Regions from separate parts of the Homo sapiens genome. Here region 2 is linked to region 1. A link is an interaction called in ENCODE POLR2A ChIA-PET data of the cell type or tissue named here. Cell type or tissue: IMR-90. All regions are shown on one strand. Each heading gives the region's core, and the rest is flanking DNA. Links, peaks and the distances in the headings are about the cores only.

The links. ChIA-PET counts read pairs that join two places held together with the same protein. Peaks named below come from ENCODE experiments on the same cell type or tissue, not always from the same donor. Only the 100,000 strongest peaks of a DNase experiment are listed, where the experiment ranks them.
Region 2: POLR2A ChIA-PET joins it to region 1 with 9 read pairs; 3 of 35 experiments call an interaction of 5 or more read pairs at or near these places.

Annotation. Positions count from the first base shown.
Region 1 is chr1:154,155,507-154,165,100 of GRCh38, reverse strand. TPM3 (tropomyosin 3) reads left to right here. Exons shown (of 10, transcript NM_152263.4): 10 at 1-3,288. Among named protein-coding and RNA genes, the nearest start is that of NUP210L, 5.2 kb to the right of the region's middle. RefSeq lists a silencer at 8,910-9,087. In IMR-90, for the core only: no CTCF peak of the experiment used is centred there; a DNase peak (open chromatin) is centred at 9,560; H3K27ac peaks cover 464 bases.
Region 2 is chr1:153,633,331-153,650,134 of GRCh38, reverse strand. CHTOP (chromatin target of PRMT1) reads right to left here and starts at 16,069. Exons shown (of 6, transcript NM_015607.4): 1 at 15,792-16,069; 2 at 13,482-13,563; 3 at 11,687-11,840; 4 at 7,706-7,889; 5 at 6,771-6,908; 6 at 3,829-5,071. The coding sequence starts at 13,546. The coding sequence ends at 4,866. It also overlaps a transcript of S100A13 not described here. RefSeq lists a silencer at 15,566-15,645 and an enhancer at 15,986-16,095. In IMR-90, for the core only: no CTCF peak of the experiment used is centred there; no DNase peak of the experiment used is centred there.

The DNA of each region.
Region 1 (9,594 bases), core at 1,595-9,594:
CTGAGCATTCCATTTAAAGAGAAACAAAATAATAAAGGCATTGATAGAGATGAGAAGGCCACAATAGCTCTAAAGGTAGATTTAGACAGAGTAGGGAACAGGTTGTGTCTTAAAATGAGGCTGAGGAGTTATAATTTTACTTGGAGTTAATGGGGATGCCACTGGAGATTTTGAATAGGATATGTTGTGATCTGAATAACATATAAGAAGAATTAATTTGGTAACTAATTTGCAGATTAGCAAAGTGATTCACTAACATGGTGTTTCTCACATTTCAGCCATTTATGTTACCATTTTTGATGGCTTTTTCCATATTCATTGCTGCCTACATTGTTTTCTTCAGATCTACTCATTTCCAGATTTATTTTGTTCTTACTTGACACAATTCTATTTTGAAATCAAAGTTTTGATGTGTTAGTGTTTTTTCCTAATCACATTAAAGTAACTATAGCAGTGAATACACCACACTTTGGAAAAAATTGGGTTAGGTTAATTTAGTTTTCTAGGAGAGAATAATCAGGGTCTGAGCTAGAGTAGTGGCAGGAGAGATAGCACTAAATAAAGACAGGCATTGTGAAAGGCCTGGCCACTTGATGTGAGGAGGAAAGACAAGGATGACTGGTTTTTAGAGTAGGAGAATTAGCCGGGTGCAGTGGCTCATGCCTGTAATCCCTGCACTTTAGGAGGCTGAGGTGAGAGGATTTCTTGAATCCAGGAGTTCGAGACCAGCCTGGCAATAAAGTGAGAACCTGTCTCTACAAAATATAAAAACTTAGCCAAACATGGTGGTGCGTGCCTGCAGTCCTATCTACTTGGAGGGCCGAAGCCAGAGGATCCTTTGAGCCCAGGAGTCTGAGGCTGCAGCAAGCTGTGATCACACTGCTGCACTCCATCCTGGGTGGCAGAATGAGACCCCCCCCAAAAAAAGAGTAGGAAAGTGGTGGGGTTAAAGATGTAGGGAGATCATGTTGTCCTGGTTTGGGGAGCTGGGGGAAGGGAAAGAAGATACGGCTGACAATCTGGCAGGTATCTGGGTGAAAACAAAATTCTAGGGCGTGAGGCAGAGAGGTTGACATAAGAGAGTTGGGAATCCATATGGGGTACAGGTAGTTTATGCCATGGAGGTAAATTAGAACCATGAAGGACAATTGCAAATACAAAAAAAAGAGGCCAGGCACGGTGGCTCACGCCTGTAATCCCAGCACTTTGGGAGGCCGAGGTGGGCGGATCACGAGGTCAGGAGATCAAGACCATCCTGGCTGACACGTTGAAACCCCGTCTCTACTAAAAATACAAAAAATTAGCTGGGCGTGGTTGCGGGCACCTGTAGTCCCAACTACTTGGGAGGCTGAGGCAGGAGAATGGCGTGAACCCGGGAGGCGGAGCTTGTAGTGAGCTGAGATTGTGCCACGGCATTCCAGCCTGGGTGACAGAGCAAGACTCTGTCTCAAAAAAAAATTAAACAATGAGGAAAACGTTATGTAAGAGGAGGAACCAAATGGAACTGATTGGAGGGAAAGAAGACGGTTGAGTAGTTCTTTAAAAAGTTCCGGGTTGGATGCTTTCTAGTGGTTTTTCAACAGAGAGGCTAAGAAGGAAGATAACTGAAAATGGGACATGCATTGATACTTTAGTAATTTGAGGGTACATTTTGAGTGTTAAGAAGTGAAGAGGAGGAGTCATTTTCAGGGGCAAAAGAGTGTATTGGTAGGAAGATTATATAGGCAATATAATTTACTTTAGAGCAGGGCTTTCCAACAGAACTTTTGGTAATGATGTCTAGTACATTAGCCACATGTGGCAGTCAAGCACTCAAAACATGGCTAGTGTGGCTGAGGGGCTAAAATTTAATTGTATTTCATTGTAGTTCATTTAAATTTGGCTACCTGTGGCTAGTGGCTATTATATTGGACAATGCATTTCTAAATATTCAGATCCTGGGCAGAAGTTGGCTTTGACATGAAGAAAGACTTCTTAGAAAGGAAGGAAGTAGACCGGGCATGGTGGCTCATGCCTGTAATCCCAACACTTTGGGAAGCCGAGGCAGGTGGATCACAAGGTCAAGAGATCAAGACCATCCTGGCCAACGTGGTGAAAACCTGTCTCTACTAAAAATACAAAAATTAGCTGGACATGGTGGCACATGCCTGTAGTCCCAACTACTCGAGAGGCTGAGGCAGGAGAGAAAAAAAAGAAGGAAATAAGAGGGAGATTGGGAGAAAAGTAAGGTGTTATAGCTCTGATCTGTGGTATCTCCTGTTTTCCTTGCGGTATGACTAGTGTGAGCCAAGGATAGAGACCAACAAACTGGGGTACCAAAGTGGACAATGAAGTACTATGTAATTAGTGCTAATGCTAAATTCATTCCTTTGTTTAAGGCTTAATATCCTTGCAGAAGCCATCCTGTGTTACTTGAGCCTGGACTAGTATTGGGGTGAAGTCAAGCATCAGAGTAAAACATTTGTCCCCTTAATGTTACCCCCTCTTAATTTCTAAGAACCACAGGCCCATTTTGCCCTTCCTTGTTACCATCATTGAGATAAGGAATAAGATGTAGTAACCCCAAGTTATCTGATAGGTACAACTGACCTATTCTGTTTGGCAGCTTTATCTTAGACCTATTCTGTTTGGCAGCTTTATCTTAGCCCCAACCAAATCTCTTCCTTTCACATGGTGTTGGTTGAATACTATCCAACTCCATGGGGTTGGTTTGTGTTTTTTTTTTTTTTTTTTTTTGAGACGGAGTCTTGCTCTGTTGCCCAGGCTGGAGTGCGGTGGTGTGATCTTGGCTCACTGCAAGCTCCGCCTCCTGGGTTTAAGTGATCCTCCTGCCTCAGCCTCCTGAATAGCTGGGATTACAGGCACGTGCAACCAAGCCCGGCTAATTTTTGTGTTTTTAGTAGAGACTAGGTTTCAACATGTTAGGCTGATCTCAAACTCCTGACCTCGTGATCTGCCCGCCTCGGCCTTCCAAAGTGCTGGGGTTACAGACTTGAGCCACTGCACCTGGCCATGGGGTTGTTTCTTAATTAGATATAGCTGAAAAGAACGCTAGACCAAATAGGTTCTCTGCCTTGCCTTTTCGTTTGTTTTGTTTTAGCTATTATCAGGGAACCAAAAACTTTAAGGAGCTAGTACTGGTCTTAATTTTTAATAACTAGAGATAGCAGAGTTAGAAACTAAGTTCAAAGTGAGAGAACAGCTGCATTTGTCTTTCTGACCTCATGCAATTCCTAGGAAACTCTGTGTTCTGTGATTTAGTCAGGCAATAAAATGCTCTCACTCCTTCTCTGTCTCTTTATTTCTTCCCTAAATGGAAAAGAATTGACCAGGCTGCTTTGAGGGATAAAGATCCTGATAACGCGGCTGGGTGCGGTGGCTCATGCCTGTAATCCCAGCACTTTGGGAGGCGGGCAGATCACCTGAGGTCAGGAGTTCAAGACCAGCCTGGCCAATATGGTGAAACCCCATCTCTACTAAAAAAAAAAAATGCAAAAATTACCTGGGCGTGGTGGTGGGTGCCTGTAATCCCAGCTACTCAGGAGGCTGAGGCGAGAGAATCGCTTGAACCTGGGAGGTGGAGGTTGCAGTGAACCAAAATCGTACCATTGCACTCCAACCTGGGCAACAAGAGTGAAACTCAAAAAAAAAAAAAAAAAAAAAGGATCCTGATAACATCCTTCTTTCCCAAGTGAGAATCACACAAACTAACTTGGTTATAGGTATTATCTAAATTCAGGCTGTTCACGAGATCTATATGTAATGTAACATCACAGGAAATTTGAGAGATTAGTTCACAAATTTCAACACCTGTTATTTTGACAAGGACGCCCCAGTGAATAAGACAGGTCCAATCTCAGGCCTCATGAAGCTTATATACCATTAGTATAGTTTTGAGTATTCCTTATTCAAAATGCTTGGGAGCAGAAGTGTTTTGGATTTTTGCTTTTTTTTTTTTTTTTTTTTTTTAATATTTGCATTATACTTTCCAGTTGAGCATCCCAAATTCGAAAATCAGAAATTTATACCAGGCATGGTGATGCACACCTATAGTTCCTGCTACTCAGGAGGCTGAAGCAAGAGGTTTGCTTGAGCCCTAGGAGTTCAGGGCTGTTGTGCACTATGATTAGGCCTATGAATAGTCACCACACTGTAGCCTGGACAACACAGTAAGACCTTGTCTCTAATACACACACACACAAACACACACATCTGTATGTGTATGTAAAATCCAAAATCCTCCAATGAGCATTTTCTTTGAGCATCATGTTGGCATTCAAAAAGTTTCAGATTTTGGAGCATTTTGGATTTTGGACTTTCAGATTTGGGTTCTCAGCCTGTATAGTGTTTGTCAATGGTGAACGTTTGTCATTTAGAGTAGGACAGTTCTGTTGATGTACAGAACAATCCTGTGTATTGCTGTCCCCTGCCCAACAGATACCTGTATGGGCCTTCTAGTCACTGTGATATCAAAACCTCCCATACATACTCAAAATCTCCCCTTGGAGAGAAGAGTGCACAATACCACCCCTATTGAGAACCATTGGTTTAATGGGGAGTGCAAGTTAAAGGTTCACCCTGATTCTACTGTTTAATACAGCTATTATTTTTAGTCATTCCCTCCCAGGCTTTTTACACATATATGCTTTCTGTTTTGATAGTGTACATAAAGTGGCAAGTATTACTGGGACCATACTGGTCTCTAGCTTCCCAGTCAATCTGGGGAGAGCCTCAGCCCACAAGGCAGGGTACCTGAGCAATGCTCACATATGCAGATGATTTTAGGACAGAAAAGTATCTTTTTCATATTGAGATCCTGAGACCATTTTGAAACGGGCTGTAAAATATAGGGAGAAACTTATTTGTGAATTTCAGAGGTTGATACTAGGAGTATACCAGGAAGAGTTTGGTTTTCCTGTCCCCAAAGTTGTATTATCCCTGTGCTAGTCAGATGTATTTGAATCTTCCATATCCCACTATCTCTTTAAAGTGTGCTTCAAATGGAAAATCCAGATAAACCTATTAGATTTGAGCACTTAGCTGCTTGTATCAGGAATGCTTGCTAAATTGTCCTTTAGCCTGATTTGTAAAAAAAAAAAAAAAAAAAAAGGAAATAACTTACTTAGTAGCTTAAATAAATATGGGATTTGTTTTTTAATCACATACATCTAGCCATGAGCAACTGTGGCCTGTTGTAGCTGGGCTTTCCATGATTCTCTTGGTCTTTTCTCTTAAGATTGAAATATGCAACTCTGGTCATCACATCCATGTTGAAGGCAAGAGGGAAAGCTAAAGTTTTCCCAGAAGCCCCCAGCAGACTATCTTTCTACATCTCATTGGTTAAAACTGGATCATATGATCACCCCTAGCTGCAAGGGAGGCTGAAAAACAACAGGATAGTCTTGAGTAGCTTATACCAGTAATTTGCCTTCCCTGGGACTAGGCACACTATTTGTTGACTCTTAACAGGTTTGGGGTTCTTTTAAAGAAGAAGAAGAAATTGAATATTTATTGGCTAGGCCACTGAAATGGGTCTATCACACAATATCTGTAACACAAAGCATTAGAAAGTATAGGAGTGAATGAGTGTGGGGATATTTCTCCCAGTATACTGTTTATAATGCTGTCTTGAATGCTTTCACAGAAAAATGTTCAGCTGTTCACTTCCATTCCTTTCAAACCCTGATTATTGTGAACACATTTCTTCGAAGCCAACTGTATTCCTTCCTTTGCCATTTCCCTTGTTTCAGTTTCTCAACCCAGGGAATAAATATTGTGAAGGAAGCATTTTTTCTCCCTCAAAATGTTGTCCTACCAACTTGTCAGTCTGAATTTCCTCTGTTGGTCTTTCCACCAACTGACTGACTCTTATTGCCCTCTATCTGAATCCTCCTTGCATCCACCCTGCCTTACAGATGCATGTTATATATACCAGCTAGTTGAAAGACTCATAATTTACTTCTGGTACTCTACTAACTTTCCCTTTTTCTCTTTCTCCTCCTCTTTTTCCTCTCCTTCTCTTGTGTTCCCCTCCTCTCCGTTGCTGCTGCAGAGCGTCTCTACAGCCAACTTGAGCGAAACCGCCTGCTTTCTAATGAGCTGAAGCTAACGCTGCATGATCTGTGTGACTGATGGGCAGGGCTCAATGATGCCCATTAAACTGAGCTTACTGCTCACACCACTGACCTGGACCCCAACAAAAAGCTGATTGTCTTTTTAAAAGTTATTATTTTGCCCTGAGCAAATTGCATTTTAATTGGGGCAGTTAGAATGTTGATTTCCTAACAGCATTGTGAAGTTGACCATTGTGAAGTTTCTGTCCCTTTAGAAGAGATTATGGGTGAAGAAGGGAGGGGCCTGAGAGATTATAGTGAGAAAACTTGCGAGAATTTTGTTTTCCACCCTTATTTGCTGCTCTTTCACTTGGGCACTGACTGTAGGATATGTTCCCTTGCATGGATGTTTTTAACAATAAAAGGACTGACTTGACAAGTTGTTGTAACTGCTTCATCGGCAGGCCCAGGAATGGGTCCTTCTGACTGGGTGGAAAAAAGGGAAGTGAAAGAAAAGTTGTGGGATATGAATATGGGTCTGTGTTGCCATCACCTTCTCTGAGTTGAAGATTTGAGTATTTTCCTCACCTCTTTAGAGCAGTCAGAGTGGTTTGCTTGCTAGACAGATTAGATTCTCCTTAATGTTCAGCTGCTGATTTTCTTTCTGACTTTTGCGTCCTTTTTCTGGTTTTATGTTAATTTCAAGTAACTGTCACAAGCTAGTTCTGTTCAATAGCTCTGCAGCAATCTCAAGGTTTGCTTACAACTACTTGTTTCAGTAGTATTCTTGGCTTTGTTTTCTTTAGAGATTATTTGACTTAACTGTGAGCGCCCTTTTATTTATCCCATCAGTTATTACTTTGGCCTCTACTTTTTCGAAAAAACATGTAGTGCATGAGGATCTTCCTGTGCTCTTTATAATCTGAGATTCTGATGTTTCTATTGTTTGCAATGTTCAAACTCCGGTGAGCCATTTCAAGAGGGTATTGTTATGTGGGCAAAACCTAGAAAAGTGGATGGCTGATGGTTAAGGCTTGCTCTTTCATTGACTGAAAGCTGAAAGTGTTGGTTGGGTGTGGGAGGGAGAGGAAATGGCTGATAAGGGCCCTAACTCCCTCACCCAGGAAGTGCAGCAACACCTACAACTTCAGTAGGCAAGCCAAAGGCCCTACAAAACTGGGTGATGTAATAGCTCACTTCTGTGGCTGAGAAGGCAGCTGCTTTATCAGTCTGCAGCTTCTCTGCAACAGGAGCAAGTCTCAAAGAGCGGGTAGACCTTGAAATTTACTTCTAGTTCTTGTAACTTCTCTCCTTTACCCCCATTAGATAAACTGAAATGCACCAAAGAGGAGCACCTCTGTACACAAAGGATGCTGGACCAGACCCTGCTTGACCTGAATGAGATGTAGAACGCCCCAGTCCCACCCTGCTGCTGCTCCTCCCTCTGACCCAGACTCCGCCTGAGGCCAGCCTGCGGGAAGCTGACCTTTAACTGAGGGCTGATCTTTAACTGGAAGGCTGCTTTCTCCTTTCACCACCCCCTCCTTCCCTGTGTCTTTTTCGCCAAACTGTCTCTGCCTCTTCCCGGAGAATCCAGCTGGGCTAGAGGCTGAGCACCTTTGGAAACAACATTTAAGGGAATGTGAGCACAATGCATAATGTCTTTAAAAAGCATGTTGTGATGTACACATTTTGTAATTACCTTTTTTGTTGTTTTGTAGCAACCATTTGTAAAACATTCCAAATAATTCCACAGTCCTGAAGCAGCAATCGAATCCCTTTCTCACTTTTGGAAGGTGACTTTTCACCTTAATGCATATTCCCCTCTCCATAGAGGAGAGGAAAAGGTGTAGGCCTGCCTTACCGAGAGCCAAACAGAGCCCAGGGAGACTCCGCTGTGGGAAACCTCATTGTTCTGTACAAAGTACTAGCTAAACCAGAAAGGTGATTCCAGGAGGAGTTAGCCAAACAACAACAAAAACAAAAAATGTGCTGTTCAAGTTTTCAGCTTTAAGATATCTTTGGATAATGTTATTTCTATTTTTTATTTTTTTCATTAGAAGTTACCAAATTAAGATGGTAAGACCTCTGAGACCAAAATTTTGTCCCATCTCTACCCCCTCACAACTGCTTACAGAATGGATCATGTCCCCCTTATGTTGAGGTGACCACTTAATTGCTTTCCTGCCTCCTTGAAAGAAAGAAAGAAAGAAGACTGTGTTTTTGCCACTGATTTAGCCATGTGAAACTCATCTCATTACCCTTTTCTGGGTTTGAAGCTGCTGTCTCTAGAAGTGCCATCTCAATTGTGCTTTGTATCAGTCAGTGCTGGAGAAATCTTGAATAGCTTATGTACAAAACTTTTTAAATTTTATATTATTTTGAAACTTTGCTTTGGGTTTGTGGCACCCTGGCCACCCCATCTGGCTGTGACAGCCTCTGCAGTCCGTGGGCTGGCAGTTTGTTGATCTTTTAAGTTTCCTTCCCTACCCAGTCCCCATTTTCTGGTAAGGTTTCTAGGAGGTCTGTTAGGTGTACATCCTGCAGCTTATTGGCTTAAAATGTACTCTCCTTTTATGTGGTCTCTTTGGGGCCGATTGGGAGAAAGAGAAATCAATAGTGCAACTGTTTTGATACTGAATATTGACAAGTGTCTTTTTGAAATAAAGAACCAGTCCCTCCAACCCTCAGACCTATTTGACTTTTATTTATTAAAACTAAATGTGCTTTCTCCACAGAAGCTATGAGGTTTGGGTTAAAAATAGCATCTTTGTGGGTGGTAGCAACAGGATTTATTCTTTATTATTATTATTTTTGAGATGAAGTTTCATTCTTGTTGCCTGGGCTGGAGCGTAATGGCTCGATCTCGGCTCACTGCAACCTCCGCCTCCTGGTTCAAGAGATTCTCCTGCCTCAGCCTCCCGAGTAGCTGGGATTACAGGCACCTGCCACCATGCCCGGGTAATTTTTTATATTTTAAGTAGAGACAGGGCTTCACCATGTTGGCCAGGCTGGTCTCGAACTCCTGACCTTCAGGTGATCCACCTGCCTCAGCTTCCCAAAATGCTGGGATTACGGGCGTGAGCCACCGCACCCAGCTGGAGCAACAGGATTTAATATAGAGCAAATGTTTAGTTTTATCATCTGTAAAATGGAGATAAGTATTGTCAGAGTAAACATGAAGATTAGAAAGAACACTTAATGTGCTGGGCCTTTTATAGGTTAACACTGACATCTCAGGCTGAACTATATACATTTTCCTTCACAACCATATCAATCCTTATAAACTATGGATTTATGCTCCTTAAAACAATATATAATGCTGATCACTACTATAAATGCGTGGTTTTAACCAACTGTACTGAAACAGCTTTGAGTTTATATTCTGTTTGGATATTTGGAGAAAACAACAAGTGCTCTCAAGAGTATTTGCTTAGAGGCCGGCTGTGTGAGTGGATAACTTTGAAAGCTGCTTTTGAGACGCCAGTGTCTGGCATTTCCTGCATTCTGGCCTGGAGGCCGGACGTGAATCTGACTTCTA
Region 2 (16,804 bases), core at 4,967-12,966, 520 kb after region 1:
TCTCACTCCCCATGGCCACTGCGCATGTGCTGGGGCCACCTGCTGCTGTGTCTGCCACAGGCTGACTGGCACAAACACACACTTGGCAGGAAGCTGGTGGTCAGGATACACTGCCAACCCAGCTGTGTCCACACTGCCAATCCTCATCCCTGCCAGAATCCTGGAGCAGCTTGTTTTCTTGGGGTGATGAGTTGGGTGCTTTTGGGATTTCAGTGCCTGCAAGCCTTTCTGTTCTAGACTTTAGGTCTCTTCTCATCTCCTGGAAGCACTGGCTCTTCCCTGCCTCTCAGACTCTTCTGACTCTGTTCTCCCCATGCTTAGGTTGAACTGCCTTCTCCTTGCTGGCTACCTCAAGGTGGGTTCTGGGGTAGGCCCAGGTGGAAGCTCTGCCGGAACATGCTATATTCTCTCAGGCAGCACACATAGTGCACTCTGCCTGGAGGGCACCTGCAACCTGCACCCTCTGTAGAGCCTGGGTGGGGCTTAGAAGAAGGCCTTTCTTGTGGGAGAGAGGGTTCACAGAATGGTGTCTGGTAATGCCTTTAACTGGGGAGGAAGACCTGAGAGTCAGACTTCTTTGGGCCTCTGTGAGCTCCAAAGGATAGGGATGAGGATATTCCTGGTACATCCTGCTTTCTGGGAGGCCAAACCTCTGTTTGGGGAGCCTTACGAAGCTTCAGTGGAGGAACTGGAGGGGCAGCAGTAGAGGTGGGAGCTGGGAGGGGTTAGGGCAGGTAGTCAGGTCTGTGGTTCAAGCTATCTTAACTGGTGCTTCTGGAGAGCTGCCATCTGCCCACATCCCCCATGGGTGAATTATCTGGCCAGGCCCCAGGACTCCTGCTTATCACAAAGGGGTCAGAGGCTGAGGGTGAGGTCCTGCCTTGGCAGTGCTGAGGAAAACATTAGGGGCCTTTCTTCTTTTATCTTTCCCGTCTACCTTTCCCCCACCTCCTTTCTCTTCTCTGTTGTCTGAACTGGCTTTCCTCTTGAAATTAAACTCCTGAGAGTATGTGCTTTGAATTAAAATCCAAAGGGGATGCTGGGTGCGGTGGCTCATGCCTGTAATCCCAGCACTTTGGGAGGCCGAGGCGAGCAGATCACCTGAGGTCAGGAGTTCGAGACGAGCCTGACCAACATGGAGAAACCCTATCACTACTAAAAATACAAAATTAGCCGGGCGTGGTGGTGCATGCCTGTAATCCCAGCTACTCGGGAGGCTGAGGCAGAAGAATCCCTTGAACCTGGGAGGTGGAGGTTGTGGTGAGCCCAGATCGTGCCATTGCACTCCAGCCTGGGGAATAAGAGTGAAACTCTGTTCCAAAAAAAAAAAAAAAATTCCAGAGGAAAGCTTTAGGACTTTCTGAAGGAACCCCTTCCCCCATCTCCTCATGGATGTGTTTAAATCTTCAGCTGATAATCACCTTACACTAAAGGGTAAGAAACAAAATCGCCAGGCGTGGTGGCTCACGCCTGTAATCCCGGCACTTTGGGAGGCCGAAGCAGATGGATCACGAGGTCAGGAGATCGATACCATCCTAGCCAACATGGTGAAACCTCGTCTCTACTAAAAATACAAAAATTAGCTGGGTGTGGTGGCGCATGCCTGTAATCCCAGCTACTCAGGAGGCTGAGGCAGAATTGCTTGAACCAGGGAGTTGGAGTTTTCAGTGAGCCAAGATTGCACCACTGCATTCCAGCCAGGCAACAGAGCGAGACTCCATCTCAAAAAACAAAACAAAACAAAAAAACAAACCAAGACTAAATGGAGCATTTAGTGAATCCTTTAAAGAGACCTCATGGGGATCTTAGCTGTCCCAGGCTGCCCACACAATGAGGCCTATGACTGGGGGCTGCTGCCACCATTAAGGGTCCCAGAGCTGTCCAGGGCCTGTCTCCACCTTCAAGAGTCATCCTGCCCTGCTTCACAATGCTCCCCTCTCCTTCCTTCCTTGCCCCTGGTACAGGTGGTCAGCCAGGGTCCCCAGCACGTCTGACTGGGTCACTAGCCAGGGTGTGACGCAGGTGGGAGAGCCCACCGAGGCATAAGTGGGAGCCTCTACCCTAACCCCTGCTGGGTCCATGGAGCTATCTATTCATAGCAGCAGGACCACCTTTTTTTTTTCGAGATGGAGTTTCACTCTTGTTGCCCAGGCTGGAGTGCAATGGCGCCATCTCGGCTCACTGCAACCTCCGCCTCCCGGGTTCAAGTGATTCTTCTGTCTCAGCCTCCCGAGTAGCTGGGATTACAGGCATGTGCCACCACGCCCAGCTTATTTCATATTTTTAGTAGATACGGGGTTTCTCCATGTTGGTCAGGCTGGTCTCAAACTCCCGACCTCAGGTGATCTACCCGCCTCGGCCTCCCAAAGTGCTGGGATTACAGGCGTAAGCCACTGTGCCCAGCCTCAGGTGTTCTTTTAGCACTGTACCTTTACACTTGGTTCCCTCTGCTTGGTGTATTTTCTCTACTTTCCCTTGTCTTAAAAGATCCAGCTCATCAACCTCTTCCCTATGCTCCTAATGTTACCCTTACAAAGGATGCCTTGTGTTGGTATGGCAAGCCCTCAGCACATGGCAGCTGAATGAAAGGCTGACCCAGAGGAGGTCAGGTTTACTCACCTTGTCCCACACGACCAGTGACTGAGGATGACAGGGACACAGGCCTCAGGAGACCCTGGGAACTGTAGTGAGCAGTAGGTGGGGCTGGAGGACCCTTGGCTGATAGGAGAGTTCCCTGTGCCCCACATAAGCGATTTGGGGATAAATTCTTTCAATGAAGTAGGAAGGACATGGAGGTAGAAGGAAGGAAGCCTAGGCTACGGCAGTCACCTCCTTTATAGAGAACTCTTAAGCATCAGTCTCCTCTGGGGTAGGAGGGAGCCTGGCATTTTGCACTTGTTTGGGTTGTTGGGGAGGTTGGCTGGGAGGGGAAGTCCTCATGCTTTAGCACTGGAAAAGGCAGAAGGAGCTGAACTGGGGATTCAGTTCTGCAGTCACCGTCCAACCTGTAGCCTTCTGCTAGACCCCCACTGCCCATCTCCCTTGGGACCTACAGACACCCCACATCACAGGATTCAAGTTTGGGTTGTCCTGACCAAAATTTCCTTCCCAGCCCCCAGTAAGTACAACCTCCTGGCAGTTTAGGGTGAAAGGCAGCCCAATGACAACTGGCTTGGCTGGGCGCTACTAGGTTCTTTTCTCTTCAGCTCTCAACATAGGGAAAAAGGGAAATATGTGCCAGGGCCCAAGGGCCCAGAATGTTGCCCAAGACAATCTTCCTTGAGTTTTTGTGGGCGTGGTGTTATTTCTGCAGAGCTCAGAGGAAGTCAAATTCTTCACTTTCTGCTCAAAGCCACAGGCTCTCCAGAATTTTAACACAAGTAAGAAGAAAGAAACTCTCAACCATACAAGGGGTATATCAAGACATCATTAAAGTGGCTGGGTGCAGTGGGTCACGCCTGTAATCCCTGCACTTTGGGAGGCTGAAAGTGGGTCACGCCTGTAATCCCTGCATTTTGGGAGGCTGAAGCGGGTGGATCACCAAGTCAAGAGATCAAGACCATCCTGGCCAACATGGTGAAACCCCATCTCTACTAAAAATACAAAAATTAGCTGGGTGTGGTGGCACATGTCTGTAGTCACAGCCACCCGGGAGGCTGAGGCAGGAGAATCGCTTGAACCAGAGAGTTGGAGGTTGCAGAGCCAAGATCGCGCCACTGCACTCCAGCCTGGTGACAGGAGCGAGACTCGGTCACAAGAAAAAAAAAAAAAAACATCATTAAAGTAGCCATGGCATTTTGAGGCACCTCAAATAAAGAGAGTCCTGGGTGGATTTAAGCGAACAGTTTGTTATAATGAACCAGAAATACAAGATTCCACTGAAACTGAACAGTTGACAGAATATGGTTGAACTTAAACCTTCAAGGGAAACAAGGGCAAAACAAAGCTAATGAGTGGAAAAGTCCAAGATTAGTTTGGGATAAACATGAGGATATAATTGCATTTTAGCATGGCTATCTTCTGACCTCTTCCAGCAGTTCGTCTGCCATCATTCTCCCTTCTGACACACCTACCAAATCAAATGGCTTCTGATCCTCTATATTGCAGTATAAACCAACCCTATAGTACCCCTCTGGTCATGATACAAACCCAGAAGGAAAGTCTGTAAATCTCATACAAAGGTAGAAAGTGCAATTCAACCCAACACGCTGGTTATGGTATATGTGCTGTCAATGTACATGGTAGCAACTTGAATCAAACCAGAGCTGCTACCACATGTAAGCAACCTCTTATGCTGCCCTGTAGTGATGTCAATGTTCTCAGTTTACTAAATTATCAATGTGGAAGAACGCATTTTTGAGCTCCAGACCTTCTAAACATTTTAAACAGGCTATCGAAGAGGATGTAACAGAACCCTATTTCAGAAACCTAAGGATCAGGGAGGAAGGAACACTGACCGGTTTTTCTGGGATGTTTCTGTGGGGGCAACAGGGATGAACAAAAGAAATGTTAGCATGTCAGAGCATATGACAAGTGAGGGGAGACAGAGGTAGGAAGAGGGTGTTCTAGCCACAAGGCTAATGCATTTGTGTTCAAAGAGAAGTCTGGGCAAAGGAGGGGAAACCCCCCCTCCCCCCTAAAAAAACAAAAACAAAAAACCAAATCAAAGGACAAAAGGGTTTCATACAACACAGTATCAAAAAGTAAAAGGAACACACTAAATGCACAAGCTGGTGGCAAGTAAGTCCACAGCCTATTGTGATAGGTCCATCCAGCATCAATCAGATTTCTTCTCATCTGTTATCTCAAGGTTATTTACAGATGTGTTGACTAACAAGAGTCTCTCATGGGAGGATGGGCAGGCTTCAATCATTGGTTTCGGGATCTGTCTGCGCCATGTAGGCATCCAACTCAGCATCCAGGTGTCCTTTTGTTTTCGACATATATGCATCCAATTGGTTGTCCAGCTGCTCCTTGGTCAATACAGGGCGAGCAAGGGCACCTCTCCCTCGTCCACGGCCTCGGCCTCGGCCTCCAAAGCCCCCTCTTCCCCGACCTATCATACCCCGACCTGGCCCAAAGGGGAAAAAAAAAAAAAAAGAGACAGTTACAAGTAAGTTTAATAGGTGCTGTAGTAAATGCCCCTTAGAGCAGTGGGGCCTAGCTGAGAAAAGCTGAAGGGCAGGGCAAAGAGGAGAAATCTGGAAAAAAAGGAAACACAATGGGTAGAAAGCAACACATGGAAAGCACACATAATGAATCCTCTATCACATGATCATCTCTAAATGCTATTTTAACAAATTTTATTCTATCAATAAAGGAAAATAATTAACTGGCAACTATAATTTTAAAAAACCTTAATCAATCCTAAGATAAAATTACCTAACATTTGAGATTCACTAAGTTCATAATTAAAATACATGACAGATAACCCCATTTGGTAAGATAGGGAGGTGGTAACAAGAGCACAGAGCATCAGGGGTGTGAAGACAAGACAGTTTTCAAATTAAGTTTATTGGAGACCCTTCTGGAAAGTCATCTCACCTGTCCTTAAACTTATCAAGTCTAATGAGCTAGCTGACCTCATGTGTCAGGAGACTGAGTTTTTCTGACACAGGAACAATGTAGGGGAGATTTGAAAAAATATTTTGAGTTGTCCTAGCTATTTCTACCTTTAATTCTAGTTACCTTATGACAACTGACAATTGTGGTTATCTGAGAAGCAGTGTGAATTCAGTTAACAAAACAAACTCAGCTTTTTGAAAAGCTATTTTAGTCTCTCCCACCCTCGTGATGTCTCTCAGGATCCAAGTCAAGATAATTTGGAAACATGTTATTTCATCCTGAAACCCAAACTAGCTTGCACTTCACTCAGTAAGTATCATATAATGGGAGAGAAGAAAACAAGCCCTTGGTTATCAACTTTTCTTTCCTAACAGTTATTATTCCTTGGCAACTTCAAGGTCATAAGTTATGGAAGACCCAAGACACCTTTTAAGAGAACCAAAGCAAATATACACAGGGGCTTCAATAGTGTTTTTTTTCTGGACAGGTGTTGGGAGTTTTCCACTAAGCTCTAAACCAGAAGGCTCCCATGAGATTTAGTATTAACAGCAGCAACATCATTAAACTCTTTCCCAATCTGGGTCATGAGGTCACAAGACAAACATCAATAAATTTCAAAGGCAAGATTATCAATAAGAGCCAGTTAGTTAACTGATAATAATTCCATCTTGCTCTCTACCTTAAGCAAAAAAAGTCATCTCTGGTTCTCCACAGGCACCAAATGTGACATTGAATTTATTTGGTTTCAGAGCCAATGCCCAGCTCCAAGTCTCACCACCCTCTTAACTCTACTTCATCTTTGTATCTCTCTCTCTCTTCTATATTCTCATGTGACTCAAACCAGGATTTGGAGCTACAGGGTGGTATGTGGTGGTGATGGTGGTGGGACAGGGGCAGAGAAAGGCAAAACCCTAAACTGACCATTTTGGGGGGTATTTTCAACTATACAATTTAAATTTGCAAGAGCTTGGAGGAAGATGGCATATAATCTGGCTCTATAATATGCACTTGATTGATTCTTGGAAAAATCATGAGACTTTTGCACTACCAGCATGGTAATTTGAAAAATAAGCCAGTTTCAAATAACAAAACAAGACAAACAAAGAAGCCTGCCTATGACTTGAAGCTGTGCAGAAAGGTGGCTCTGAGTTTTTAAGGGAGGAAAGTAAGGGGGAGCTACTCTCTGAAGTTGGTAGCTGACTAACCTCTACCACCGATTCCGCCACGACCCATAGCTCCACGCCCTAGGCCCCCTCTCCCAGGACCTCCACGACCTCGAACACCACCTCTTCTTAAGCCCATTCGGGGAGCTACGGCTCGTCCACCTCGGAGCAGGTTTTGACCTTAGAGAGGAGGCATACAATGTATATGCAGGTAAATCCAAGAGACACAAAGTAGATTCTAACCAAAGGAAGGCGGTGAGGGTTAAATGAAGGTAATTCAGTTAGTTTTTAGGTTGGCTGGGGCAAGCTGCATACTGTGAACAGATTAAGCTACTCTTTATTCAATCAATTCAACAAGTCTGACCACAAATCCATTTTTGGAAGTTGGGAGTTAATTCAATTAGTAAGTACATACATTTAATAAATATCTACTGAATAATCAGATAGATGCCTAGCATTATGGTAAATTTAAAAATAAATGCTATGGTTCCTGATCTCAACAGATTCTTCTAGGGAACAAGAACTATACAGGGAACAGAGTAATAGTGCCCCAAATGAACATATATAGGTAAGTGCTGTGGGTCAACTTGTCCTCTTTTTCCAGCTGTATCAGTGTTTTACTAGCACCAGGAACAAAGAGATATAGGCCAAAAGACCTATAAATTTCTTATGTTTGACTTGTTTCTAGAACTTGAATGTGCTTTGATTCAAGCAACAGCAGGGTGTTTTAAAATGGAATGGAGATGACATGAATTACCTGTTGTTACGCAGGTCATAGCCTCTCACCATTGCACATTATCAGAAAAGGAATGGTATTGATAAAAGACATGCAGCACTATTAAAAATATGTGATTTCAGAAGTTATTATATTAATACAAATTCAGGCTTAAAGATGTTAAACAAACGTGTCCATAAGCAGCCCAAGAGAAAAGGGAAGGGAGTAGGGCCCGACAATTATCAGGGTACACAGCACTGACCTCGGAGTGACATCCCGCCCCTAAGTAGGGTTCTGGTGGCACGTCCCCCACGTAGTCCTCCTCTGGGCAAGCCTCTCTGGATTATGGGTAGGCCTCGTCCTCCGATTGCTCCCCTGGCCAGGGCCCCTATGGGTCGGCCTAACCGTGCCTGGATGTTACTCTTACCCAGGCGCTGCTTTAAGCTCTTCTGGAAGAAAAGGTGTTAGGGGATTGAGATCAAAAAAGCAATCCAACAGGATTTGGCAACTCAAAGTGCAGAGAAAAAGAAGCAAGTGAGATGCTGGTGTGAAGGGAGATAAACCTGTTGTGGGTGTCAAAAGGATCCCAAACCAGAAGCAAGCCTTTGCCTCAGAACATGTTATACAAGCAGCAGAATTTTGATCCAGAGCAGAAACTCCAAGAAGCTCAAGTGTGGTCCCATGAAATGGGCATCTCCACAAATTACCTCACTAGTTTGGCTACAGAAGTCATACACTGCCAGTTGAAACTTAAGTTTTCGTAAGAACATTCTATAGTTCAATCCTGGATTGTACTGCTTTTGAACTACAGGTTGACAATTATATGACTTGATTCATACCTGCCCATGGACTACCACTGTCTTCAAAGGCTTACTCAAACACCATAGGAAGTTCATCACACTCTGGGCAAAACTTAAATTACAAGTTCACTTGAGTTCTTGTGACTTAAGAACAAGATTGATTTCTCAAAAAGGCCCGTGTGCTCCATTTTTCCTCTGAGAATCTATTTCCAGACGGTCCACTTTTTACCTTAAGATGTAAATAAACACAAGAAAGTCAAATCTCCTTTCCTTACATTTCTTAAAAATCCCTAATTCCATGCCTGCACTTGCAAACAGCTCCTTTAAAACAATGATGACCTTAAATTAAAAATAAACATGTAACTCAAATGTATCTCCACAGTCAGCCAGCCAAACGTATGTTAGAATTATTCAGGTGATCACAAAACTCAGGGCCATATATAAGAACAAGGACACACTACAGAGATAGGGTATTTTTAAGAATCTGTTCTCAAAAGAAAACCATTAAGACTACATCTCAGAGAATTAAATTCCTTCAAAGGAAAAAGGGACAGCAATAGCCCTGAACACAACCAAGCTCCTAGTAAGCCTGGCTGTCCATAAAGCCATCAGTCAATCTGAAAGAAAATAAATTGTATAGCCCCTTCAGGCTTCACCCACAAGTGACTACCAACGTGTATGTGTGTGTTTTCTAATCAACCTCTCAAAAAGATGCTGTGAAGCATTATTAACTTTCTAGCACAAGATCATAAATTGCTTCTCATCAGTGGGGAAGGCTCCAAACATTATGCATCTAGCATAAGTAGGTGTAACCAACCGTAACGGCCTGTCCTGTTACTCCCGATTAACACACAATTATCAGGTTAGAACTGCATTCCACAAGTCTCTTGCGTTCAGTTATCCTGCATATATTAATTCTCCCAAGCTTTGTGCTTTAAAAGAACTGTACAGTGCTGGGAAGTTCTTTACCCATTCCAATCCTTAAGTGCCACCAATACCGGCCTTTAATATTAACAGGGAAGTTAAGGATGTCAACTATACCACTTAGTTTCCCTTCTAGAGGTGTGCTGTGTAAGGCAGCCTCTATAGCTACATGTGGCTATTTCAATTATTTTTATTTTGAGATACAGTCTCGCTCTGTTGCCCAGGCTGAAGTGCAGTGACACGATCTTGGCTCACTGCAACCTTCGTCTCCCAGGTTCAAACAATTCTCCTGCCTCAGCCTCCCGAGTAGCTGGGATTACAGGAGCTGTCATCACGCCTGGCTTATTTTTGGTGGAGACGGGGTCTTGTCATGTTGGCCAGGCTGGTCTTGAACTCCTGACCTCAGGTGATCCACCTGCCCAGGCCTCCCAAAGTGCTGGGATTACAAGTGTGAGCCACCATACCCAGCCTAAATTAAAAGCAAATTTTACTTATTTTCTTGAGACAGAGTCTCACTGTCACCCAAGCTGGAATGCAGTGGTGCCAACTCCACTCACCGCAACCTCCACTTCCTGGGTTCAAGAGATTCTCCTTAGCCTCTTGAGTAGCTGGGATTACAGGTATGCGCCACCATGCCCGGCTTTTTTTTTTTTTTAGTAGAGATGGGGTTTTGCCACATTGGCCAGGCTAGTCTCAAACTCCTGACCTCAAGTGATCCGCCTGCCTTGGCCTCCCAGAGTGCTGGGATTACAGGCCTGGCCTAAAATTAAATTAAAAAAAATTAAGCTCCTTAATTGCACTAGTCACATTTAAAGTTTTCAATAGCCACATGTGACTAGTGGCTACTGTACCGGAGAGCAAATACAGAACATTTCCATCATTGTAGAAAGTTCTGGCTGGGCACGGTAGCTCATGCCTGTAATCTGAACACTTTGGGATACTGAGGCAGGCAGATCACTTGAGGTCAGGAGTTCAAGACCAGTCTGGCCAACATGACAAAACTCCGTCTCTACTAAAAATACAAAAATTAGCCGGGTGTGGTGGCGGGCGCCTGTAGCTGAGACAGGAGAATCGCTTGAACCCGGGAGGCGGAGGCTGCAGTGAGTTGAGATTGCACCACTGCACTACAGCCTGGGTGACAGAGCAAGACTCCGTCTCAAAACAAACCAAACCAAACCAAACCAAAAACATAAAAAAATTCTATTTAATAGTACTACTCTGGATAGGGACTACTTCCTGCAGAGCCTATACTTAAAGCTTCTTGTTGAAAGGTCCTTTGGAATGATCTGTCAGAGATTCATCTTCAGCAACTTCCATTTACTCTTGGAAAATGGTGCCTTTTGCTGCTTTCCTGAGTCAGGGAGGAATCCAGTCACTCCAAGGCTTAAGGTAGCCGAAGCAGACACCCTTGTTTATTTTTGGTCAGTGAGCCCAATGGTTCAGGGTGGGGGTGTAAGGGTGTTATATTTAACTGCTGAATTTATGCATAGCCATGCAATGCTACCAAAGCCCTTACAGTTGCATGGCACTGCCCTCCAGACGCCCAGCCACAGCTTGGACATATCCTTCCACAGCCACTGTCCGGACTTGCATATAAATTCTATGAATAATAAAGAGCAGGTTTTATTTCAGGTCTGAATAGGATTATCTCTCACTGTAAATTTGAAAAAGAGAACCCCTAACTCAAATTACTCAGTATTCTTGCTCCACTTTACTGGTAAAACTTTAGGTGCTGTGGAAATGAGGGTCACTCTACTCTGTATATTTTAGCATTGAAAACCTTTGACTGCTGGGCGCGGTGGCTCAAGCCTGTAATCCCAGCACTTTGGGAGGCCGAGGCGGGTGGATCACGAGGTCAGGAGATCGAGACCATCCTGGCTAGTATGGTGAAACCCTGTCTCTATTAAATATACAAAAAAATTAGCTGGGTGTGGTGGCGGGCACCTTTAGTCCCAGCTGTTCGGGAGGCTGAGGCAGGAGAATGGTATGGACCCGGGAGGCGGAGCTTGCAGTGAGCCGAGATCGTGCCACTGCACTCCAGCCTGGGCGACAGAGCAAGACTCCGTCTAAAAAAAAAAAAAAAAAGAAAACCTTTGACTAAGGCCATGCAAACTCCCTGCACTATGGGAAAAAGAATAAAATTATTTCCCTGTTGGGTAAATCATTTAACAGAGAGTAAAGGATGCTGTGAGATTATCTAAAGCTGAAATAAAGTTTCTTTGTGGAATAAGCCATTAATCTATGTTAAGGGTTAAGGATCAGAAAACAAAAGATTAATACTCATTGGTAACAGAAACAGGCCACATAGATGGCAAACTCCCTAAAAGAGAAAGACAGTAAAAAGTTACTTATTGGTACCTGCCAAAATTGGAATTCTCTGAACTTCTCTTTCTTCCAGAGAAGTTTCAGCTTTTTGCCCTGAGCCACTTTGCAATCATCCATCACGTCCTGACAGCCTCAGTGGACTCCCTCACAGAGATCACCAGCTGCTTCTGGAGCATTAAGACCCATTCTCTCACCTGCTTAAGTTTTAATGCTGCCTGGACAGAGGGTCTATTCTCCATCTGCTGGGCCAGTCTTCTGTTTCTGGCACTGGCTAGCTGCTGTTGTTGCTGCATCGAAGCCCGAATATTCACTGGCGTCGGCTGTTTGTTCTTCAGCATATTAGTAAAGCTTCAAGGTCGAACAAAATGGATGTTTAAATAAAAGCTTTATTACAAACATTTATTGGCATTTTCATGGCTTGCTAGACCAGGAGCTCCAGATCCCACGAACTTTTAAGTAAAGTGGTACACTTAGATCAAGGCTGATGTGGGTTAAAGACTCCTCTGTTTCCACAAACTTGCAAGAATCAGAAACTTAGAAATGCAGCTAAGTGCAGCACATTCAACCAAAAGTGATAACGAGGGCTCAGGTAACGGCTTTTAGAGAGGTGGAAGGTATGAAAAACACGCAATAAGCAGATATGACAAGAGACAGAAGATATAGTTTCAAAGACAAATGAAGAAAGCCTAAACCTTGGGGGATCCGAGGTGCATTCTAAGGCCAAATATGAGGAAGGATTAGAGCACCTTCAAAGCTCACAGCAATGAACATACTCTCATAAATTACAGGAGTGTATCACATTTTAAAATATATGTCACTAACATGCAAACATAAATATTATGCAAACATAAATAATTAGCTTATCATAGCCAAAGAGATAAGGAGAGAAGCACATATGCCTCAGAAGAGGCAAAAATAGACATTAAGTAAATTTCAGTGGTCGAAAGTCAACTTAATGAAATCACTGATCAAAGGCATTCTTTTTTTTGAAACGGAGCCTCACTCTGTCCTCTGTTGCCCTGGCTGGAGTGCAGTGGCAGGATCTTGGCTCACTGCAACCTTCGCCTCACGGGTTCAAGTGATTCTCCTACCTCAGCCTCCTGAGTAGCTGGGATTATAGGCACACGCCACCACGCCCAGCTAATTTTTCTATTTTTAGTAGAGACAGGGTTTCACCATGTTGGGCAGGCTGATCTCAAACTCCTGACCTCGTGATCCGCCCGCCTCAGCCTGCCAAAGTGCTGGGATTACAGGCATGAGCCACCGCGCCTAAACAAAGGCACTCTTAATGAACAAAGTTGTCAGAGATAGAAACTGCCTTTGAATATCTTTACTTTTCTTAGTCTCCAATCATCACTTTTTCTGACTCCAAGTAGTTACTTTTCAAAGTTACATCAGTTTGATCATTTATGAGCCTGTGAAGAGACTCATTATTTCTGTCAAGGAAGTATAATGGAATGGAAGAGAAGAACACTTAACTGTAGAAGAATCCAAAACAAAACCAAACTAAAAGCAGAATGGAAAGAAAGTGAAATGGAGCAAAGCGAGTGCCTCTTACAAGGCCCAAGAATGACATTCAAGGGCCTTTGGACATATTCATGGCTTGCTACCTGCCTCTTACAGGCCAGACACAACACTGCTGGCCTTGGACTGGGCAGCAAGCCTACTGTAGCCAGGGTACCATGCTACCGTGCTGCACGACCCCAGTATCAACGTAAAAAAATGTGAAAAGGAAGAGTGTTAGGAGTCTTTTAAAATACATCCCACCAAATAAATACTTCAGACAGCTTAACATAAAAGTCTACTGATAAGGGGTTTTGAAACAACCGCCCAATTTGTTTTGTGTACCACATGAGATGCAACTAAGAACAGAGGTCTGTAGCCTTCTGTTGGTATTTAGCTTAAAATTGGCTTTGTGCATTGGACCCCAGGGCCAAGTTAAGTAATGTTTTCTTAGGAAGGAGTTGAAGTTGCTGTTGGCTGCCTCACCGCTCATTTAGAGACATCTTGGTGGTGCTTTTTAGCACAACTTTCGGCGCTGACTGTGCAGCCATCTTCGAATCCCGAGAATCTACAAAGAACAATACGTAAAATGAGCAAATCACAATAGTGACATCATTTCTATAAGTGGCAAGGCCCAAGCCAAAAATAAATAAAAAGGCCTTATCACTGATGACTAAAGAGCACACGAGGGCACATTTCAAGTGCTTAAATTTCTTTTTTTTTTTTTTTTGAGACAGGGTCTCGCTCTGTCACTCAGGCTGGAATGCAGTGGCCACTGCAGCCGTAATCTCCTGGCCTCAAAGGATTTTCCCACCTTGGCCTCCCAGTGTTGGGATCACTGGGACCCAACGCCCAGCAAAAGTTCTTAAGTTTCTATGGCAATTACCTCAGATTATTATAACTTCAAGGTGGCTGGGTATGGTGGTTCACCGCCTGTAACCCTAACACTTTGGGAGGGCAAGGGCACAGGATGGTTTGAAGCCAGGAGTTAGAGACCAGCCTGGGTAACAAAGCGAGACCCAGTCTCTACTAAGAAAAAAAAAAAAAAAAATTAGCGGTGCATGGTGGCCAGCACCTGTTGTCCTAGCTACTCAGGGGAGCTGAGGTGGGAGAATCGCTAGAGCCCAGGGGTTGGAGGCTGCAAAGAGCCGTGATCATGCCACTGCACTCTGGCCTGAGACCCCATCTCTTTAAAACAAACAAATAACCCCAAACAAACAAACAAACTTCAAGGCCCACAAAATACCCGGGAATTTCTCAAAAACGGCAGAAGCCAATCTAGCAATCAAAGTATGGAGTCTGGCTTTTTTTTTTTTTTGAGACAGAGTCTGGCTCTGTCGCCCAGGCTGGAGTGCAGAGGCGTGATCTCAGTTCACTGCAACCTCTGCCTCCCCGTTCAAGCCATTCTCCTGCCTCAGCCTCCTGAGTAGCTGGGACTACAGGCACGTGCCACCATGCCCGGCTAATTTTTTTTTATTTTTAGTAGAGACGGGGTTTCTCCACGTTGGCCAGGGTGGTCTTGAACTCCTGACCTCACCTGATCCACCCACCTGGGCCTCCCAAAGTGCTGGGATTACAGGCGTGAGCCACCGCACCGGGCCGAGTTTGGCTTTTACTCTAGAGCAGTCATTTTCAACCTTGACTACATATGACTTATCCAAGGAGCTTTTAAAACATAGGGCCGGACAGGGCGGGCGCGGTGCTTCACGCCTGTAATCTCAGCACTTTGGGAGGCCAAGGCGGGAGGAATGCTTGAGCCCTGGAGCTCGAGACCAGCCTGGGCAACATGGTAAGACCCCGTTTCTATAAAAATATAAATTAATTAAAAAAATAGAAAATACAGACATCTGGGCCTAGATCAATTAAACCACAATCTCTGGTAATGAGGTTTGGAAATGAACCAATTGTGGGGTCGGGGGAAAGCTACCTAGGTGCTTCTAATGTGCAGCTAAAGTTGAGAACCACTGATCTACAGTGAAAATACAGGCAGGGCCGGGCGCGGTGGCTCACGCCTGTTTTCCCAGCACTTTGGGAGGCCGAGGCGGGCGGATCACCTGAGGTTGGGAGTTCGAGACCAGCTTGACCATCATGGAGAAATGTCTCTACTAAAAATACAAAATTAGCCGGGCGTGGTGGCGCATGGCTGTAATCCCAGCTACTCCGGAGGCTGAGGCAGGAGAATCGCTTGAACCCGGGAGGCGGAAGTTGTAGTGAGCTGAGATCGTGCCATTGCACTCCAGCCTGGGCAACAAGAGCGAAACTCCGTCCCCCCCCAAAAAAAAATATATATATATATGTATGTATATATATACATATATATATGCATGCCTAGTTTCAAAAGTGGCTTTCAACTCCAGAATCAAGTAGGGACTTTAACAAGAAACTGACGATCTGGGGGAGTAGGAAAGGTTTTCTAAATTCACCTGGGAATTAGCTCGCAAAGAGCCCTCCACAAAACTTAACCCTAAAGCCGCCATTAATTTCCAACATTCCTCAAAGTCTTGTACTTCTTAATCTCCCTACCATCCTCAAAGCCCTGTCAAGACTTCCACTTCTGCTCTACCCGCCAAGTTTCCTTTTTATCCTATCAAACCCCAACCTCCATCAATCCCGCCACCAGGTTCCAGTTCAGCCCCTCCCCCGCCCCTTCGCAGGGGCTCCGCCTCCTCCCCGGGGCCTCCACGCTCCAACACCGTAGCTATGTCCACATGCCACCACCCCCTTTCCGCGTCCGCCGGCCCCTTCCGCTCCTCAAGACCGCACCTCCCCCGGCTCCTTCTCACTACCGAAACTCACCGAAGGAAACAGACGCCAGTGCTCCTCCCGGGGCTGCCACCACGGCTCCGGCAGGCGGGCCGGGGACCGGCCGAACCTGAGTTGACGGTGGAGGGGCTCGGGTTAGCTAGATGGGCGGTTGGTTAGATGCGTAAGCGGTAGTATGCGAGCTCAGTTCGTTGTTGCTGGTTGGCTGTCTAGTCGGCCGATCCGTCTGCTCACCCGGCCTGCCCTTTCCTGCCTTTCGTCTGCAGCGGCCGCCAGCTCCTGCTCGGTGTCCAAAACAAAATGGCCGCCACGTCCAGTGCTTGTCTGACCGGCTAAAATGGCGTCTACGCAATTACGTCAGGCGTCAGATCCGCGCACGACTAGAGGGCGGGAAAGATTTGAGCTACGCCTGCGCAGAGGTCAGAGGCGGAGCCTTAGGGCGAAGGCGGGGCTTTCCATGCAGTGCCCCGCCCCTAGGGGCGTGGCCAATGGTCCTGTTGTTGGGGCGTGCCGGGGACTTCACGTTCCAGTAGTGGTTGCGCTGCAACCTCTTGGGGGTAGTTATTAATGTGGGCCTTAGAGGGGATTTGGGTCCCGAATTCCCTCGCCCCTCCGTTCCCTAGCCAAGGTACACCGTCTAAAAATCTTTACGCGGACTTGCCTCGTCTTCTTCCGGACAATTGGGCCTGGGGAATTTGCACTGGTTTTCCCCTCATGGCCACTCGCCCAGTCTGAGAGTTGTGAAGTGCCGTAAATGCTCCAGCCAAGGCCCAGGAGGCCAGTATTAGGAGCAAATTCCTCTCCCATCCTGCACCGGCCAACACCACCGCCCGTCCATGTTTTCCTCCTCACTTCCTCCCCTCCCCAACTTGGCCTAGATACTGTTTACTCCTTCTTGGGGTGGGGCACCTTTGCGTCCTCGATTGCGTTTCCATGTCCTCCCCCCACACCTGCCATCCGTGTTTATTTTGTTGCAGACCTACATAGGGATTTCTCTTTTCTCTCTCTGATTTGTTGTTGTTATTTTGAGACGGGGTCTGGCTCTG